Regions from separate parts of the Homo sapiens genome. Here region 2 is linked to region 1. A link is a loop called in an ENCODE intact Hi-C map of the cell type or tissue named here. Cell type or tissue: PC-9. All regions are shown on one strand.

Region 1 (2,500 bases):
CTAATTTACACTCCCACCAACAGTGTATATGTGTTCCCTTTTCTCTACCTCTCCAAAGTTCATTCTTTTTTTTCTTTGATACGACAAAGTCTCACTGTGTTGCCCAGGCAAGAGTGCAGTGGCGTGATCTCGGCTCACTGTAACCTCTGCCTCCCAGGTTCAAGCTATTCTCCTGACTCAGCCTCCCAAGTAACGAGGATTACAGGCACCTGCTACCATGCCCAGCTAATTTTTTTTTCGTATTTTTAGTAGAGACGGAGTTTCACCATGTTAGCCAGGCTGGTGTCAAACTCCTGACCTCAGGTGATCCACCTGCCTCTGTCTCCCAAAGTGTTGGGATTATAGGCGTAAGCCACCAGGCCCGGTCAAAAAAAAATTTTTTTTTTTTTTTTTTTTTTTTTGAGACAGAGTCCTGCTCTGTCTCCCAGGCTGCAGTGCAGTAGCATAATCATGGCTCACTGCAACATATGCCTTCTTGGCTCAAGCAATTCTCCCACCTTAGCCTCCCAAATGGCTGGGACTATGGGCGCATGCCACCACGTCTGGCTAATTTTTGTATTTTCTGTAGAGATGGGGTTTCACCCTCTTACCCAGGCTGGTGTCAAACTCCTGGGCTCAAGCAATCCACCAGCCTCAGACTCCTAGAGTCCTGAGATTACAGGCCTGAGTCACTGCACCTGGCCATGTTATTTTTTGACTTTTTAATAGCTATTCTGACTGGTGTGAGATGGTATCTCACTGTGGTTTTGATTTGCATTTCTCTAATGATCAGTTATTGAGCTTTTTTAAATATGCTTTCTTTGGACACACACATGTCTTCTTTTGAAAAGTGTTCATGTCCTTTGCCCACTTTTTAATGGTTTTTTTTTCTTGTAGACTTGCTTAGGATCCTTACAGATGCTGAATATTAGACCTTTGTCAGATACATAGTTTGCAAATATTTTCTCCCATTCTGTAGATTGTCTATTTACTCTGTTGACAGTTCCTTCTGCTGCCTACTGATGTCTTAGCATGACATGCCCTATGATAACTGGAAATAAAGTAGAAGGCAAGTACAGTATTAGAACACATTTAGGCTGGGTGCGGTGGCTCACTCCTGTAATCCCAGCACTTTGTGAGGCTGAGGTGGGCGGATCACCTGAGGTCAGGAGTTTGAGACCACCCTGGCCAACATGGTGAAACCCCATCTCTACTAAAAATAACAATTAGCTGGGCATGGTGGTGTGCGCCTGTAATCCCAGCTACCTAGGAGGCTGAGGCAGAATTGCTTGAACCTGGGAGGCAGAGGTCACGCCACTGCACTCCAGCCTGGGCGACAAGAACAAAACTCAGTCTCAGAATGTGCAGTAACCTTAAGTGCAAGAAAGTCCTTGGTATAATTAAACGTCTTCTACAGCAACGGAATCTGGCTCTCATTACTAGCTGCAACTCCCAAATTTTCCACTAGGTGGCAGAACAGGCTAGATAATAGCCGGGGGTTCTCAACCTTAGTGGGCATCACAAACACCTGTGGGTCTTCAGCCCCAAAGTTTGATTCATTAGGTCTGGGTGTGGCCTGATAATTAGCATTCCTAACAAGCTTCCAGGTGATGCTGATGTTTCCAGGTGATGCTGGAAGGAAAGTACATTTTGTGAACACTGGATTACAGAAAATCAATGTAGACCAACCCAAGGCCCATTCACCCATCCATCCATCCATCCATCCTTCCTCCAGTTTACTTTGTAGTTCTAGGTGATGTGAGCACAGAGAAGAATGAGACATGGTTTGTTCTCAAGACATAGTCGGGTGAGGGAGAAAAGGAAAATGAAAAAAATAACTCTTAGTCTATTATTTCCACCTCTCCATTTCTTCCAATATACAGACTTCCTAAGTGTTGTTTTTCTCTTCTTCTGTCAAATAGAGTTTAAGCCTTGTGCCCTTAAAGCCTGAAAGATCAACTAGCCCAAGAGCTGCCTTACATGGCTAAACCTGCTGAACTAAGAAACTCAGGAATGTTTGCTATCCTATAAAAAGTTTCAGATAGAAAATCTCCTCTCTGAACTTAGAAGCTGGAGATATAAAAGCACACCTGACACCCTCGAGTCTGCATTGAGTAAAAATAAAACACAGGATTACTATGTTCTTAGAATCTGTGCTTGGCTGCTTTCCAAAATGAATTCCTCATTTTAAACTTCAATATATATTATGGTTAATTTGGGGAAAAAACATTTTGACTCATGACTGTCCATATTTTCCTTTAAATAGTATTGTTGACTAGCTCTAATCTTTGGTACTGGGTCTTACTAGATCTACTTTTTGCATAATTTGTGATGTACCATATAAACCAGTAATATGTAAACAGATTGTGTATAGGTTTACTTGACACAAATCCTTTTTATGTAATGAAAGAACACTTCAACGCATGTCTTGGGTTGAACTATTATTTCTAAATCAGTGATAATTAGATTAGTGAAATTTTATTTATAGCCATAATTCATCTCGACCAATGATTTCACAAGT
Region 2 (2,500 bases), 300 kb after region 1:
AGGCCACTTCACATCCTAAATAATAATGGAATAGGATAGGATTTCAGATAAGGAAGTAGGGAGGAAGTGGAAAATAATAAGGCTAAGAGAAAATCCAGTGTTAATAATGGAATTTAGTTAAGCATATTTTCCTTAGAGGAATCAAAAGGAAACAACATACAAGGAGGAGATGCTCACTCTCCCTTTATCTCTCACAGTTTTATAACCTCACCTGAATCTGTTCTTTCTGTACCCTAGACCTTCTAATGAATCAAGCTCAGCTCATTAACCACCTTCTTTGGTTCCACTGAGCCACGCTTTTTCAGACAATGTTGCTTTTTGTTCAGCATAAGTTCCTTCATCTAATTCTAATACCTGTTACTCATCCAGTGGCTAAATGTGGTAGCCAGACTCCAAGATGGCTCCCAGTGGTCCTTACCTCCCTCGTATTCATGCCTCTGTGTGGTCCCTTCCCACACTGTATCACACCGATTCATCTGACCAATAGAATACAGCAAAAGTGAAGATGTGTGACTTCTGAGGTTAGGTCATACAAGACATTGCTGTTTCTGCCTTTTTCTCTCTTGAACGGCCTGTTCTAGGGGAAGCCCCCATGTAGTGAGCACACTCAGGAAGCCTATGGAGAAGCCCACGTAGAAAGGAACCACGGCCTCCCGCCCAGAGCCATGTGAAGTGAATCCTCCAGCCCTAGTCATGCCTTTAGGTGGCTGCAGCCCAGCTGTCATCTTGACTGCAACCTCATAAGAGAACCTAACCCAGAATTACCTAGCTAAGCCATTCCTGAATTCCTGCCCATAGGAACTGGGCAGATAATTAAGGTGTGTTGTTATCTTACGTCATTAAGTTTGGGGGAATTTATTACATAGCAATAGTAATTTTACACTAGATTAGCTGTTTTTCTAAAAATATAACTTTCATCAAAGCTCCTTACATTCACTACCACCACCCAAATAGGTCCTTGCTCCTCGGTCATCAATGCTTATAATTAGCAAGTGTACTTTAAGTTCCTGAAGAGCAGCAGCTTCAGGAGCCTACTTTGAAAGCGCCACCTGCTGGTATTAACTTAATAGCTTCCCAAAGAAAGCTGGAATAATTCGTGCTGATTAAGTCAATGCTTAGGTGCGACAGCTTTTCATGGTAAACTCTGGCTTCTCATCTTACATTAATAACTCTTCTGAGAACCAGCTTCTTTGCTTCCTTGAGATAACAGCTGCTTTGCCTTCTTCTTAAGAATGCTGAAATGCGATCTTTCTTAGCACTGAAAATCACATAAACATTTATGGAGTTCTTATGATTACTCTTTCTAGGATTACTGTTTCTTGCTTTTCCAACTCTTTTCTTTCTGCTTCAATTATTTTTAAAAGAAGACATGCTAAAGTCTCTGTTTTTTACAAGAAAAAAAACCAGGTATCACAAAATCTTTGAATTTTTTTTTCCTTCCAAAATAACTGCCAAATCTCTCAAAACACTTAGTCTATCCCTCCCCACCCCACCCAGCTGACTCTAAGTAATTTTATTTCCCCCTATTTATCCTGAGACCCCTAGAATGCTTTCTGGATCTCTTCATAAAAGTTATATAGAAAATATTAAATTAATAAAATAATTGCCCAGCAGCAGAAGTCACTTGATGTTGGTTGGAATGATTCAGCATTATACTCATTTTACAGACAAAGAATCTGATAATCAGAAGGTCTGTATTGCTTCATTTAAAAATCCCAGAATCAGGTCGGGCGAAGTGGCTCACACCTGTAATCCCAGCACTTTGGGATGTCGAGGCAGGCAGATCACCTGAGGTCAGGAGTTCGACACCAGCCTGGCCAACACGGTAAAACCTTGTCTCTACTAAAAATACAAAAATTAGCTGGGTGTGGTGGTGGGCGCCTGTAATCCTAGCTACTCAGGAGGCTGAGGCAGGAGAATCACTTGAGCCCAGGACATGGAGGTTGTAGTGAGCGGAGATCGTGCCACTGCACTCCAGCCTGGGTGACACAGCGAGACTCTGTCTCAAAAATAATAATAAAAGCCCAGAATCACACACACAAAAAAGTAGCTCTGGCCACTTACATAATTTGAGTGATCTTGTGCAAGATAAAAATGTGGCATCTCTTATTCAAAAAAGCAGGAAAAATGCTGTTAAGGTATTAAAATATAAACATAAAGCCTTTTCCTCTACCTTGGCCAACATGGCAAAAACCCATCCCTACAAAAAATACAAAAATTAGCCGGGCGTGGTGGCATGTGCCTGAAACCCCGCTACTTGGGGCGCTGAGGCACGAGAATTGCTTGAAGCCAGGAGGTCGAGGCTGCAGTGAGCCAAGATCATACCACTGCACTCCAGCCTGGGCTACAGAGCAAGACTGTCTCAAAAAAAAGCCTTTTCCTTTCATCTGTAGTCTTTCCCTCAATTTGTCATGGTGCTTTTTAAGATTTGCTATTTAACATCATTGTAAATAAAGGGAAATTAATAACTTTAATTATTGGCATGACTTTTATCATTCAT

The links. Hi-C counts contacts between places; a loop is a spot of excess contacts. Peaks named below come from ENCODE experiments on the same cell type or tissue, not always from the same donor. Only the 100,000 strongest peaks of a DNase experiment are listed, where the experiment ranks them.
Region 2: it touches region 1 in a loop (13-fold over the local background); 89 of 110 quality-filtered maps call a loop at or near these places.

Annotation. Positions count from the first base shown.
Region 1 is chr9:120,754,567-120,757,066 of GRCh38, forward strand. It overlaps FBXW2 (F-box and WD repeat domain containing 2), which reads right to left. Exons shown (of 8, transcript NM_012164.4): 8 at 2,408-2,500. Among named protein-coding and RNA genes, the nearest start is that of FBXW2, 38 kb to the right of the region's middle. In PC-9, CTCF peaks have their summits at 1,455 (motif pointing right) and 1,663; a DNase peak (open chromatin) is centred at 1,475; H3K27ac peaks cover 264 bases.
Region 2 is chr9:121,059,182-121,061,681 of GRCh38, forward strand. It overlaps a transcript of C5 not described here. Among named protein-coding and RNA genes, the nearest start is that of C5, 10 kb to the left of the region's middle. In PC-9, CTCF peaks have their summits at 1,057 (motif pointing left) and 1,259; a DNase peak (open chromatin) is centred at 1,070.